Regions from separate parts of the Homo sapiens genome. Here region 2 is linked to region 1. A link is a loop called in an ENCODE intact Hi-C map of the cell type or tissue named here. Cell type or tissue: Caco-2. All regions are shown on one strand.

Region 1 (8,000 bases):
CCCAGCTAATTTTTGTATTTTTAGTAGAGATAGGGTTTCACCATGTTGGCCAGGCTGGTCTTGAACTCCTGACCTCAGGTGATCCACCCGCCTCGGCCTCCCAAAGTGCTGGGATTACAGGCGTGAGCCACCGCGCCTGGCCTAGACTGTTCTTACAATCAAACTTAGTGTGAGACTGTTGTGCTATATTATTTGCCCTTTGAAGATGGCTTTTATCAACTACATATATTCTCCAAACTAGATGGGTTGTAATTTAAGATGTAAAAATGTAAGCTAGTCTCAGGTAGTTACTGTTCCATGTTTCTTACCGGTTAAGAACTTCATGGTCTTGGTACCTGCCTTATTCCCCTCTCTCATCTTCATTCTTGACTGTTGACTGAAAGTGATCTAGATCTATTGTGTCTGTGCTAGGCATTTACCTTTTATATCTTAATCTACCAAAATAGCATATCCTCCCAGTGAGAAGGAGATAACAGGCGTGGCAACTAAAACAAATGCCATTTTTGATTTTTTGTTTATAGCTAAGATTAATACCAAATAGAAAACTGTACCTGAAGGGTTAGTCATAGTCATTTGTGCTCAGGAATTATTGTATATATTGAAATTATTATTTTGGGGACCAGAAATGCTTTTTTATTTCTCATGTTGAACATTTTCTTTAGTTTAATGAAATTCAGGAGATGTTTGCTCTACTTTGCTTTTTGTTATAAAACAATTTGTCATTTACTCTTAGACATTGTGGTATCTTATACAGTTGTACAGTAAATGTACCTAAGTTTTGTCCATGTCTAATTAAGAACTACAAATCTGTCCAACCTGTTCCTAAAAAACCCAAGATAGAGACTGGACATGGTGGCTCATGCCTGTGATTGCAGCGCTTTGGGAGGCTGACGTGGGCAGATCAGTTGAGGTCAGGAGTTCGAGACCAGCCTGGCCATCATGGTGAAACCCTGTCTCTATTGAAAATACAAAAATTAGCCAGGCGTGGTGGCACACACCTATAATCTCAGCTACTCGGGAGGCTGAGACGAGAATCATTTGAACCCGGGAGGCGGAGGTTGCAGTGAACTGAGATCATGCCACTGCACTCCAGCCTGGGTGACAGAGTGAGACTCTTGTCTCAAAAGCAAAACAAAACAAAAAATAAGATAGAAATATTTTATATCTTAAACAATTATACCTTTATGTTCGGGTAAACACCTTTTTCATGATTTTAAGTTATTATTTTCCCTTAGTTTTTTTTTTTTTTTTTTTTTTATAGACAGAATTCACTCTTGCTGCCTAGGCTGGAGTGCCAATGGCCCAATCTTGGCTTACTGCAACCTCCATCTCCCAGGTTCAAGCAATTCTCCTGTCTCAGCCTCCTGAGTAGCTGGAATTACAGACATGCACCACCACGTTTGGCTAATTTTGTATTTTTAGTAGAGATGGAGTTTCTCCATGTTGGTCAGGCTGGTCTCGAACTCCCGACCTCAGGTGATTCGCCCATCTTGGCCTCCCAAAGTGCTGGGATTACATGCATGAGGCACCACACCCGGCCTTCCCTTAGTACCTTTTTGGATAATTAGGTTGGACTCTGAAGGAGTAAGTTTGGTAGCAGGAAGATTGCACAGGCTTATGTGTACAGTGTAGCTTGTTTTGTGAGATCAAGAGAAAAAGCTGCATGTGTCTATGGACATAGCTCGACATATTTAGGTTTCATTATATGCACATAAACATTGGCTTAACACAAATGATCTGCATTTCTGGTTTAAACTGATATTTGTGCTTATTAATTTTTTTGCATATTAAGAGATTGTCATGACTTAGTTTTTCTATTGATTTAATTTATGCTGTCAGAATTTATTGTAACACTATATCAACTGTAGAAGTAAACATTTAAAAAGTTTAATGCAGTAGGATTGCATTGAATGATTGTTATAGATCAGAATAAAGGAAATTTCTAAACTATGATTTAGTAGGTTGAATGTTGCTTTTATATTTATTCAATATTTATTCAAGACATATATTGACCACCTATTACATGGTAGGCCCCTTACTCCTTACTGAGTATTCAACTTATATTTAATAACAAAGGAAATAATATTGAGAATATAGGCAAAATTTTATCTTTCAAATTAAAGAAGTGCTGTTATCCATGGAATAGTTTCTCCATTTGTTTCAGGGATTCAGCTTATAAACAAAAGCCAAAGTAAGGAAATAATATCTAGAATGTGGAATAAATTACATATTTAAAATAAAGAAATGTAGGCTGGGTGTGGTGGGTCATGCCTGTAATCCCAGCACTTTGGGAGGCTGAGGCAGGCGGATAACTTGAACCCAGGAGTTCAAGACCAGCCTGGGCAACATAGTGAGACCCTGTCTCTCCAAAAAATACAAAAATTAGCTGGGTGTGGTGGTGCTCACCTGTTGTCCCAGCTACTTGGGATACTGAGGCAGGAGGATTGCTTGAGCCTGGGAAGCCGAGGTTACAGTGAGCTGAGATTGTGCCACTGCACTTCAGCCTGGGTGACACAGTAAGACCCTGTCTTTAAAAAAAAAAAAAAAAAAAAGTTATTACTCAATGGATAGTTTGCCATTCAATTTAAAAATCACCTTTGAATGAAACAAATATAAAACCAATTATAGAGACATAACAAGAATTATTCTATTTTTGTACTTAAGGAATGGAATCACTATTCTTTTTATTTTTATTTTTTGAGATGGAGTCACACTCTGTTACCCAGGCCTGGAGTGCAGTGGCGGGATCTCAGCTCACTGCAACCTCCGCCTTCCGGGTTCATGCGATTCTCCTGCCTCAGCCTCCCAAGTAGCTGGGACTACAGGCGCCTGCCACCACGCCCAGCTAATTTTTGTATTTTTAGTAGAGACAGGGTTTCACCATATTGGCCAGGCTGGTCTCGATCTCCTGACCTTGTGATTCACCCGCCTCGGCCTCCCAAAGTGGTGGGATTACAGGCGTGAGCCACTGCACCTGGCTCTTTAATTATTCAATTTATTATTATTATTGTTTTTAAGAGACAGAGTCTCACTCGGTCACCCAGTCTGGAGTGCATTGGCGTGATCATAACTCACTGCAGCCTCAAACTCCTCAAACAAGCAGTCTTCCTGTTTTATTCCTAAGTAGTTAATGCTATAGGTGTGCACCATGATGCCTGGCTTATTTTTAAAAAAATTTTGTAGAGACAGGGTGTTACTGTGTTGCACAGATTGGTCTCAAACTCAAGTGCCTCAAACTCAAACTGCCTGAGCCTCCCAAAGCACTGGGATTACTTGAGCTACTCTTTTTAAATATGAAAATTGGAAAATCAAAACCGAACATACCTTTAAGTTTAAAACTCTTTTATTTGAGGATAATTTTAAACTTAAAGCAAGGTTGCAAGAAAATAGTACAAAGAGTTTTTACGTTTATCTCCCCCCCGGGTCAGGATTCACCTAGTGTCAACTCCCTTCCTCATCCTTGCTCTGCCTGTCCCCATTCCCAGGTTTATTCACTCACTCATTATATATGCAATTTTTCTTAACCATCTGAGGATAATTTGCATATGTAATAGCCTGTTACCCCAAATATTATACTAAGAATATTGGTCTCTTAAATAACCGTCGTTCATTTATCAACTTAAGTGTATTAATATTGACAACATACTTTTATGTCTATTGTCCATATTCTAATTTTGTCAGTTGATCCAATAATATTCTTTATAGCATTTTCTTACCCTCTAGCACAGGATTCAGTCTAGGATCAAATATTGCATTTAGTTGTCATTTTCTTATAGCTTCCTTTAAAATCTGGACTGTTTACAGACTTTCTTTGTCTTTTGTGACATTGACACGTTTGAAAATACAATACCCCTGAGATTGTGTGATCTGACTGTGCCACTACTAATAATAGTGAGCCACTACTAATAAAGGTTATTTTAAGTCTTTTTCTGTCCTTCATTTAAACTTGTCATGGGGAAAAAACAAATACTTAAATCATCTCAGCTTTTTAGCCTTTCCATTTTACAACCAAAGTTATAGAATGAATTTTCTTGGTAATTTAATACATATTTAGTGCATCTGTAAAGACAATGTTGCAATCTAGATTTTCTGATTTATATTATGATCATGTGATTTTTTAAATTTTTATTTTTTTTGTTTTTTTGCTTTTGATTTTTTTTTTAAAGCTACACATTTGAAGTTTGATCAGCATCTTGAGTGAATTTTTTCATTTTTATAAATCTGTCTTCCTTCCTGGTAGCATTCTGCCACCTAGTGGAAATTTATGTCCTCCAGCATACGTCTCAGAGTTTAGTTGGAATGCAAGATGCATTTTAATATATAAAAATTAGTTTAGAATCGTTGAACTTCTTTGGTTGACATGTAATTCTTTACAACAGTGATCGTCTTGTTTTAAACAAGAGTTTAGTACAGATAAAATTCTTAGCAAATGAGGGCTTAGTAGATGTCTTAAATCATCTTTCTCAACAAGAAGTACTCTACATTTATCTTCTTCATCAATGAAATTTTAACCAAAGCATACTATTTTTCCATCAGTCAAATTTTTTTTTTTTTTTTTGAGACGGAGTCTAGCTCTTGTCACCCAGGCTGGAGTGCAGTGGTGCCATCTCGGCTCACTGCAACGTCTACCCCTCGGTTCAAGTGATTCTCCTGCCTCAGCCTCCCAAATAACTAGGATTACAGGCACCTGCCACCATGGCTGGCTAATTTTTTATTTTTAGTAGAGACGGGGTTTCACCATGTTGGCCAGACGGGATTTCACCATGTTGGTCAGGCTGGTCTCAAACTCCTGACCTCAGGTGATCCACCTGCCTCGACCTCCCAAAGTGCTGGGACTACAGGCATGAGCTACCGCACCCTGCAAGATACACATTTTTAGTAGGACTTGAGGAACATTTCTGTCTTGGAGTACATACGTTCTGCATAATTCATATTAGAATATGAAATCTGAGGTTGTCTTCAGTATAGTCATTTATGAAAAAGAATATTGAGAATTATCTGTTTAGAGAAAGTAGTTCTGAATTAAAAGTTGCAGTCATTCAGTCATATAACACCTTCATAGAGTCATGTATATTTTTTAATGTACTTATCTTATTTCTCATTATTCTCTCTTAGTTGCTGATGTATATTCAAGATGAGTGGATTAGGAGAAAACTTGGATCCACTGGCCAGTGATTCACGAAAACGCAAATTGCCATGTGATACTCCAGGACAAGGGTAGGTGACTTATTTCCTGGTGCTTTACCACACTTGTTGTGCCTTTGTTTAAGGATAACATTTTAACTTCTTGCCATTTACATTCTCTGGTTAGATTTTTTGGTGGTTTCACTTCGTGGTAAGTAGAGTGTTACTGATGAGATGGACATCTTTTTGATGTAATAGAAGTTTTTTTTTTATTGCTGATTCATATAGAAGGTAGAATATTAACAATTCGCGGTACTATAAGAATTTCTGAATGGAAGGAGGGGTAGGAGTTACGAATAGATGACCAAGGTTATGTCACGTGCGTCCGTGTGAAGAGACCACCAGACTTTGTGTGAGCAACAAGGCTGTTTATTTCACCTGGGTACAGGCAGGCTGAGTCCAAAAAGAGAGTCAGCAAAGGGTGGTGGGATTATCATTAGTTCTTATAGGTTTTGGGATAGGCAGTGAGTTAGGAGCAATGTTTTGCGGGCGGGGTTAGATCTCACAAAGTACATTCTCAAGGGTAGGGAGAATTACAAAGAACCTTCTTAAGGGTGGGGGAGATTACAAAGTACATTGATCAAGTTAGGGTGGGGCAGAAACATCACAATGGTGGAATGTCATCAGTTAAGGCTATTTTCACTTCTTTTGTGGATCTTCAGTTGCTTCAGACCATCTGGATGTATATGTGCAGGCTTGGTCTCAGAGGCCTGACAGTTATAAGTAAGAATCTTTGCTATCTTTTAAGAATGGGTTATAAGTTGATATTTTGTCATTTGTGAGGTTGCATCCTTTTTTTTACCAAGTGAAATGAGAAGCTTAAAAATTAGAAACAAAATAATGTAATCTATATAACACTACTCTATAGCTTTTAAAGTATTTGCCAAAGTCAGTGTCAATTGAAGTTTAATGTGCTAGTTGAAAAATATCAATCTACAATGAATAAAACTTCATCATTAATAAGTAGCTACCACTGTTTTTGTTCTTATTTGTTAGTTGTTTTATTATCTCTAAGAAGTAAAGATGATTTATTCGTATTTTCTAGATGAAGTAACTGAGGCTAACTCTGCCCAAGGCCACCTAGCTAACAAAGATGGAACTGAATTTAGGTTTACATGAATCTCTATTATGTTGTACTACTTCTCCAAGACAGCATTTTTGATAGTTTATATTGGCTGAGTTTAGTTTGTTTACATATGAAAATAATAGGCCGGGTGTGGTGGCTCATGCCTGTAATCCCAGCACTCTGGGAGGCCAGGGTGGGTGGATTACCTGAGGTCAGGAGTTCAAGACCAGCCTGACCAACATGGTGAAACATCGTCTCAACTAAAAATGCAAAAATAAGCCAGGCGTGGTGGCGCATGCCTGTAATCCCAGCTACTGGGGAGGCTGAGTCAGGAGAATTGCCTGAATCCTGGAGGTGGAGGTTGCATTGAGCCAAAGTCGCACCGTTGTACTCCAGCCTGGGCAACAAGAGCGAAAACTCTGTCTCGAGGAAAAAAAAAAAAAAGTAATCATGTAATAGTGTTGTATAGGGGCTGATTCTGCTAACAGCTCTTTTGTGATATATATATTATGTCTCCTTTCCCCCCTTTCTACGCCTTTTCCCTTAGTCTTACCTGCAGTGGTGAAAAACGGAGACGGGAGCAGGAAAGTAAATATATTGAAGAATTGGCTGAGCTGATATCTGCCAATCTTAGTGATATTGACAATTTCAATGTCAAACCAGATAAATGTGCGATTTTAAAGGAAACAGTAAGACAGATACGTCAAATAAAAGAGCAAGGTAATAAAAACACTCATGTCTTTTTGAACAGTGGTGGTTCCCAACCTTTTTGGCACCAGGGACTGGTTTTGTGGAAGCCAGTTTTTCCATGGACCTGGTAGAGGGGATGGTTTCAGGATGATTCAAGCACATTACGTTTGTGGTGCATTTTATTTCTATTATGGTTACATTGTAACATATAATGAAATAATTATACAACTCACCATAATATAGAAATCAGTAGGAGCCCTGAGCTTGTTTTCCTGCAGCTAGATGGATCCATCTGGGGGTAATGGGAGAAACTGTGACAGATCATTAGGCATTAGAGAATCATAAGGAGCACACAACCTAGATTCCTCGCATGTGGAGTTCACATTAAGATTTGCACACCTGTGAGAATCTAATGCTACTTCTGAGCTGACAGGATGTAGAACTCAGGTGGTAATGTGAGTGATGGGGAGGGGCTGTTGTTAATACAGATGAAACTTTGCTCACTTGCCCACTGCTGACCTCCTGCTGTGCAGCCCCATTCCTAACAGGCCACAGACTGATACTTGTCTGTGGTCTGGGGGTTGGGGACCCCTGTTTTAGAAGGAACTTGTTGCTATATTTGCCTTTTTGCTCCTTTGTTTGGGTAGAGACTACAACTGATGGAGGCTAGCAAGTATGGGAATAGACAAATGTGTTGACCAGCTGTGCTTTTTGTTATTTATGTATTTATTTATTTTGAGATGGTGTCTCGCTTTGTCTCTCGGGCTGGAGTGCAGTGGTGTGATCTCAGCTCACCACAACCTCCACCTCTTGGGTTCAAGAGATTCTCCTGCCTCAGCCTCCCGAGTAGCTAGGATTACAGGCACCTGCCACCACGCCCAGCTAAGTTTTGTATTTTTAGTAGAGATGGGGTTTTGCCATGTTGGCCAGGCTGGTCTCAAACTCCTGACCTCAGGTGATCCACCCGCCTCAGCCTCCCAGAGTGCTGGGATTACAGGTGTGAGCCACCGCGCTGGGCCTCCAGCTTATGCTCTTTAGAGACGGTTAACAGACAATTGCC
Region 2 (8,000 bases), 400 kb before region 1:
GGTAACCACTACAATAAGATACAATGTTAAATTCCATTCCTCAGTCGCACTAGCCACAGTTCAAGGCTTCAGCAGCGACACGTGGCTAGTGGCTACCATAGTGGACAGTGCAAATATAAGAACATGGCCATTGTCACAGAACGTTCTATTGGAGATGCAAGGTGTCAAGGAAGGCACTTGGAGATAGATGAGGATATTTAAGTGCCTAGGAAGAAAAGCAATACAGAGTGAGAAATCTGGCTACAACAAAGGATGCAGATGCCTTTGAACGGCAGGAGGGAAGGACAGAGCACACCACGGAGGCCCTGCAGAGGGCAGAGGAGCAGCCCTGAGCGCCCAGGGATGGTGACGCAGGGAGAGATGCAGGGAGGTCCAAAACAGAGCAGAGAACTTGAGAAATAGCCATCATGGACGATGGAATCCTGATAAAAACAAAAAACTTGGGTCACAACACAGGCCTCTGGCCAGGCACGGTGGCTCATGCCTGTAATCCAGCACTTTGGGAAGCCAAGGTGGGTGAATCACTTGAGGTCAGGAGTTCAAGACCAGCCTGGCCAACACAGTGAAACCTTGTCTCTATTAAAAATACAAAAAATTAGTTGGGCATGGTGATGCACACCTGTAATCCCAGCTACTCAGGAGGCTGAGGCAGGAGAATCACCTGAATTGAGGAGGCAAAGGTTGTAGTGAGCCAAGATCACGCAACTGCACTCCAGTCTGGACAACAGAGCGAAGACTCTGTCTCAAAAAAAAAAAAAAAAAAAAAAAGGGCCGGGCTGGGCGTAGTGGCTCAAGCTTGTAATCCCAGCACTTTGGGAGGCCAAGGCACGTGAAATCACCTGAGGTCAGGGGTTCAAGACCAGCCTGGCCAACATGGTGAAACCCCATCTCTACTAAAAATACAAAATTAGCTGGGTGTGGTGGTGCACACCTATAATCCCAGCTACTCGGGAGGCTGAGGCAGGAGAATCACTTGAACCCAGGAGGCAGAGGTTGCAGTGAGCCGAGATCATGCCACTGCACTCCAGCCTGGGCGACAGAGCAAAGACTCTGTCTCAAAAAAGTAGAATAAAAAAAGAACACAGGTCTCTGGGGACAAAAAGTATTAATAAAAGAAAAACATATTGGGAAGACGATCCGGCAGAAGAGAATATCTGCTTCTGAGGTTAGTGACCCAGATTTGCGTGTGTGATGAGAGGAGTTTGTGTTCTTGTGTAACATTCTCCAGTTAAGCACTGAGGCTCAGGTGCAGGTAAATCAAAAGCGGAAAGCTGGGGTTCATCCAAGGTGAGGTTTTGCCAAATGGACATGCTAGGAAAACAGGAAGGGCCTGGGAGACTGGGTTGTATTAGCAACAGTACTCCATGGAAATTAAGCTGGGTAAGGAGGTAGGAAGGAGGGAGGTATAGAAACAAGACAGTTAGTAGAATTGGGTGAGGAAAAAAAGGCCACATCTGCACGCTGACGTTTCCTAGAGATCAGTGCCTTATTAGCAGAGCCACGCACAAGTGCCATTACTCAGCCATTTTTGAGTTACAACAATTTTATAGGTGTCCACCTAAGTATACCTGACATATGGTTGCAAGCATGAGTCTGGATTGCAAAGCTCAATTGGTTGCATATGGTTGCAAAGCTCAGTCCTTGTTAAAAAGAGAATCAAGAAATATGAGAGATGCTAAAGACATCTCAGTATCAAACTAAGCCTGTTCGAAGGGGAAGTGAAGAGGGAGTTGCTTTCTCAGTAGGTGCTTCCGTCATATTTAATGCCAAGTTCGTATCCTTCCTAAAGTGAGCTCACGTTACTCCCTCTGACTGTGCCCCCAAATCCCACCCACCCACCTTTCAAAGCATGAGTCTGGAGAGATCTGAACTGAAGTCTTGGCTCTCATAATTACTCATTGAGTTACCTGGGCATCTGAGTTAATGTCTCTGGACCTCAACTTGCTCATCTGTATAATGGAAATACTAACTATGCTCTTACAGACATTGGGGAAAAACATGATAAGGTGTTCATGCTCTTCAGTATCACCAATAGCTGCTCTTCTGACTTCCTTTGAAACTCCACGAAGATAGGCATTTATCTGCCTTATTCAGAAAAACTGCCCCTTCCTCCCCCTGCTCGCCCCCCTCTTCCCCCCACCATTTACTGGGGCTTCTTGCCTCCTCTCCCTTCCACTCCCTGGGCCAGTGTGCCTCAGGTCAGGAGTCAGCAAACTATGGCCAGCTCAATGCCTGTTTTTGCAATTCAAGTTTCATTGGCACAAGGCACACGTTTGTTTACATATTATCTATGTCTACTTTCACACTACAACGGCAGGGTGAGCAGCTATGACAGGAACCATGCGGCCTGCAAAACCTAAAATACTTACTAAATGGCCCTCTATGGAAAAAGTTTCTTGACCCTGGTCTAGGTAATACTCCTCCAGCTCAGAATGGAATACGATGCCTCTCCCAACTACCTTCCTGTATGCCACCCTCCTGATGCCAACAGACTCCTGCCAGATTCATCCTACCACGGCATCATTCATCTTCTCAGATGCCATTTCAATCAAGCCACTTTGAGGCTCCAAAACCCTAACAGCACCCCTCTGTCTGAAACGGTGTTTCCCTAACTTGGACCTTCCTCACACCACTTGTGCCATTTCGACACATCCATAGTCCTCTTACATATTGCTTAGTTCATGTTTTTATTTTAAACTTATGTAACTTAGGTAAATAACTAAACTTTTATTGTTAACCAACAAAAAACACAAAACCAATAAAATCTGCTGTTAAATCAAGGGCAACTCCAAAAATGAATGTAATGAAAACCTTAAATTAAAAGTTCTAGGGTGGGGAGCATGCGGCTAAAATCTAGAGTCTGCTCAGTCTTTGTTAAAAAGAGAATCAGGAAATATGAGAGATGCTAAAGACATCTTAGCACTAAACTGAGCCTGTTACAAGGGGAAGTGAAGAGGGAGTTGCTTTTTCAATAGGTGGTTCAGTCATATTTAATGCCAAGTTCATATCCTCCCTCCTAAAGCAAGCTCATATTACTCCCTCTGACTGTGCCCCCAAATCCCATCCAACTTTCAAGGCCTAGCCCCTTAGGGAAACCGTTCCCAGCCCCTAACAATGGACATCACTTCTTCCTCCATGCACTCAATATGCAGAAGTGAAATGAAATGTTTGCTTTTCAGCTCAAGAGAATCGTCAGTGGCTCACGCCTGTAATCCCAGCACTTCCGGAGGCAGAGGCGGGAGGATCACTTGAGGTCAAGAGATCAAGACCAACCTGGCCAACATGGCAAAACCCCGTTTCTACAATTTTTTTTTTTTTTTTTTTTGAGAGAGAGTCTCGCTCTGTCTTCCAGGCTGGAGCGCAGTGGCACGATCTCGACTCACTGCAACCTCCACCTCCTGGGTTCAAGCGATTCTCCTGCCTCAGCCTCCCAAGTAGCTGGGATTACAGGCGCATGTCACCACGCCCAGCTAATTTTTGTACTTTTAGTAGAGACAGGGTTTCACCATGTTGGTCAGGCTGGTCTCAAACTCCTGACCTTGTGATCCGCCCACCTCAGCCTCCCAAAGTGCTGGGATTACAGGCATGAGCCACTGCGCCCGGCCTACCAAAATTTTTTTAAAAAATTAGCCAGGCATGGTGGTGCGTCCCTGTAGTCCCAGCTACTTGGGAGGCTGAGGCAGGAGAATCACTTGAGCCTGGGAGGCGGAGGTTGCAGTGAGCTGAGATCACACTACTGCACTCCAGCCTGGGCGACAGGGCAAGACTGTCTCAAAAAAAAAAAAAAATCATCATCAGGCAGAAAGGTCCTGGAGCTGTGGTGCCAGGCAAAAACCTTGAATGAAGTAAAACTGTCTTCCACCAGGAAGACACCTTCTCTGAACCCTTCTGGAATGACCCAAAACTGCTTTAAGAAAGTGCAGGAAAAAGATTCTTTGGGCTAAGGAAGGAAGACAGCTCAAACCCCACAGAAGAAAAAACCTAGATGTCAAGTCTCAGAAATTTCCCCAAACCTGCCTGCCAGGTTATTCTCCAAAAGGAAAGGATTTAACAGAAAGATCATCCACTTAAGCACTGCCTTCAATTCTCAAAGGCTTGAGCGCCTTCATCCACCATATGCAGGTGTCAGAACCTCAGAATAAAATCTTACACAGTGTCATTTACCGTTCTCATTTCCCTGAGAGAGAGAGAAAAAAAAAACTTCCCAATCCAAATGCACTTCTTCTACCCTACCCCAGGTCAGCAACAGAACCCTCTGTCCAAATGGAGTTTTATGTGGATCCCCAGTAAATACAATAGGTAATACCGATCAGCTTGAAGAGGTACCTGAAAGTTAACATGCTCAGCTACCCCCTCACCCCCACTGACCCACCCCAGGCACCCCTAAGGATCCATAATCGTTTGGAAACCATTGGAATAAACCCTTCAAATTCTCCCTGACAAAATGGCTCCCCATCTGCCCATCTGAAATGTGAAAGCACCGTTCGCCCACCAGGGGGCAACATACCAGAGCCTTGGTTGGAGCCTAAGAGAATGGAGGAGGGCGTCTCTCTGGAGCCAGAAAGGTCAAGGGTCTAGAAATACAAAAAGAAAAAGATGGACTCAAGGCACTGAGGCTACTGTCGCCCCCACAGGGAAATCCAGGGAGTCATGGGGGTGCTCATCGCTGCCCCCAAAGCATCTCAGTGTCCTCTGCCTGGCACGGTCAGGTGGGAGTGATGGGCACAGGGCGGCCAGGTGGCCAAACCCCAGGTACCATCTCCCACACTGAACAGACTGGAACGCAGCACCAGAGTGGCCCCTCACTGTACCCTAGAACATTCACTGTTTCCTAAACTCCACTCACTAACAGAACCCCCTCCAGATTTTTGCCATATCCAAGGAGAAAGTACATTACTTCAAAATTCTGTCAGTCCGCTTTTAATTCATGCTAGCCTCTGACTAGGTAATACTATCAGTTAAACCAACATGTTTTAACTGACAGTCTAACGATTTATCTTTTTCCTAATATGCAATGAAATAGATATACAGTGACTAAAAATGTAAAAAACTATATACTCATGAAAATAGTCTTTGCATACCATCAATGTCACATACATCACACCCTGGCAAACAAACAAGGAGGTGAAACCTTCGTGGCCCAATAGGGCAGCCACTAGCCACATGTGGCTACTGAAATCTCAATTAATTAAAATTAAATAAAACTGTAAAATCAGGTCCTCGGTCACACTAGCTGCATTTCAAGTGCTCAAAAGCTGCATGTAGCTAGCAGCTACCATTCTGGACGGGAAGTACAGAACATTTCCATCATCGCAGAAAGTTCTCCTGGGCAACACTATTCTACACTTTGAGGGTCCCCAGCAGAGAGTACTGGGGAGCAGCTGCCAGGTCCCACACACGCCGGCCCAGGCTCCATGTTCCCACACATCCACTGGAAATGCCGGCACACTGTTAGGACAAGCCTCCCACAACACGGAACTTTCAGGGCGGCAGACAGGGGGTCCTAAGTCCACTTGGCACAAAGGGTAGATGTCACTAGCCAAAGGCATGGGGGGATCCTCACCGAGCCACTCTCCTTGCTTTTCTCAGCTGACGTCTCCTTCTCTTTGGAGGCGCTGGCCGTTTCTGAAGGTGCTGATTGTGTGCTCGAGGAGCTCCCCTGGGAGGACTTATTTAGTGTTTCTGTGTTCACCTCAGCATCCGCTTCCTGCTGAGGAGCAGTAGCTGGGGACAAAGGAGAGAGAGAGACGCCACATATACACAGAGTACGATGATTTTGAAACATGCATGGAGCCCCGCCCTGCACCCAGTGGCACCCAAGGCTCAGCCCTACCCAGGGCATAAAAGTGGAGGCTCAAGGGGGCCAGATTGCCAGAGTTTTCCAGAAGCTGGAATTCCAAACTTTAGAATTCCAAATTTTAACATAAACATGCTGAGATGGAGTCTCGCTCTGTCAGCCAGGCTGGAGTGCAATGGCACGATCTCAGCTCACTGCAACCTCTGTCTCCTGGGTTCAAGTGATTCTCTTGTCTCAGCCCACCAAGTAGCTGGGACTCAGGTGCACACCACCATGTCCGACTAATTTTTTGTATTTTTAGTAGAGACAGGGTTTCACCATGTTGGTCAAGCTGGTATTGAACTCCTGACCTTAGGTGATCCACCCACCTCGGCCTCCCAAAGTGCTAGGATTACAGGCTTGAGCCACCGTGCCTAGCCAACATGTTGATTTTTAATGGTTAGCAATTCAAGTTTTATTAAATCATTCTGGAGATGAAAGTATATTCCTGGAACAAATAAAGCCCATCAACAAGAGCCAACCTGTAACTGCTGATTTAGTTACTCTATTTAGTCATTTCTAGGTGGAGACCTATATTTTTAGCCCCAGAGACTTTCTTCCTTCTAAGGTGGGACAGGAAAACCACGTGAAAGGCGACATGCTATCAGAGGCCCAGAGAATCTGGAGATGGCAGAAACTTGGACACATAGAAAAACAGGGCGTTTGGGGCCGGGTGCGGCGGCTCATGCCTGTAATCCCAGCACTTTGGGAGGCTGAGGCGGGCAGATCACGAGGTCAGGAGATCAAGACCATACTGGCTAACACAGTAAAACCCTGTCTCTACTAAAAAACACAAAAAATTAGCCAGGCGTGGTGGCGGGCACCTGTAGTCCCAGCTACTAGGGAGGCTGAGGAAGGAGAATGGCATGAGCCCGGGAGGCGGAGCTTGCAGTGAGCTGAGATCGCGCCGTTGCACTCCAGCCTGGGAGAAAGAGCGAGACTCCGTCTCAACGAAAAAAAAAAGGAAAAGAAAAACGCGTCTGGGAGGAATTTAGGAAGAACAGATGTAATTATGTCACAAAAAAAGGAAAGCCGAAGGACATTTTGGCCATCTTGGCAAAACAGCAAAAGGCTCATCAGACACATTCCAGAACGGAGGGAAAACACAAAGAGACTTTACTCCAGTAAGAGACCAAAAGTCTCTACAAAGAAGACATCTCCCTAAAGACTAAAGAACAGGGCAAGGTATTCTCCAATATTGCCTTTTAAAAAATAATAAAATAACAGATTTGTCTAGAGCAAGAGCTGGCAAGCTAGTGCTGCCTGTTTTATTGGCAGACAGCCACATCCATCCATTTATATATCATCTATGTCCATCCATTTACATATCATCTAAGACTGCTTCTGCACTGCAACAGCAGAGTTAAGTAGTAGCAACAGAAACCACATGGTGTACAAAGCCTAAAATATTCACTCTCGCCCTTCACAGAAAAAGTTTACCAACCCCTGGTCAAGCTTCTCACACTTGAGTCATTTACATACCACCTTTGCAAATTTTGCCAATCCGCAGACATACTACTTTATTGTATTATTTATGGGACACTTGAAATTCTTTAAAATGGAAGTGTTTAATTCCAACCATACAAAGCTAGTATCATTTGCCACAAATAAAAGCTAATGGTAAAAAATAACTTATAGGCTGGGCGTGGTGGCTCACACCTGTAATCCCAGTACTTTGGGAGGCTGAGGCCGGCAGATCACTTGAGGTCAGGAGTTCAAGACCAGCCTGGCCAACATGGTGAAACCCTGTCTCTACTAATAATACAAAAATTAGCTGCGCATGGTGATGTGTGCCTGTAATACCAGCCACTTGGGAGGCTGAGGCAGGAGAATCAGTGGAAGCCAGGAGGCAGGGTTGCAGTGAGCCGAGATCGTGTCACTGCACTCCAGCCTGGGGGACAAGAGCAAAACTCTGTCTCAAAATAATAATAATAATAATTCATAAAATATTATTGATGCCAGGCGCTGTGGCTCACGCCTGTAATCCCAGCACTTTGGGAGGCCAAGGTAGGTGGATCACCTGAGGTCAGGAGTTAAAGACCAGCCTGACCAACATGGAGAAACCCCATCTCTACTAAAAATACTAAAAATTAGCCGGGCATAGTGGCATATTTCTGTAATCCCAGCTACTCGGGAGGCTGAGGCAGGAGAATCGCTTGAACCC

What was found. Hi-C counts contacts between places; a loop is a spot of excess contacts. Peaks named below come from ENCODE experiments on the same cell type or tissue, not always from the same donor. Only the 100,000 strongest peaks of a DNase experiment are listed, where the experiment ranks them.
Region 2: it touches region 1 in a loop (19-fold over the local background); 2 of 110 quality-filtered maps call a loop at or near these places.

The regions. Positions count from the first base shown.
Region 1 is chr20:47,617,114-47,625,113 of GRCh38, forward strand. NCOA3 (nuclear receptor coactivator 3) reads left to right here. Exons shown (of 23, transcript NM_181659.3): 3 at 5,116-5,217; 4 at 6,798-6,970. The coding sequence starts at 5,135. Among named protein-coding and RNA genes, the nearest start is that of NCOA3, 120 kb to the left of the region's middle. In Caco-2, CTCF peaks have their summits at 4,262 (motif pointing left), 4,486 and 6,497; no DNase peak of the experiment used is centred here.
Region 2 is chr20:47,215,751-47,223,750 of GRCh38, forward strand. ZMYND8 (zinc finger MYND-type containing 8) reads right to left here. Exons shown (of 23, transcript NM_001281775.3): 20 at 5,564-5,724; 21 at 4,508-4,574. Among named protein-coding and RNA genes, the nearest start is that of MIR3616, 53 kb to the left of the region's middle. In Caco-2, a CTCF peak has its summit at 4,511 (motif pointing right); a DNase peak (open chromatin) is centred at 4,501.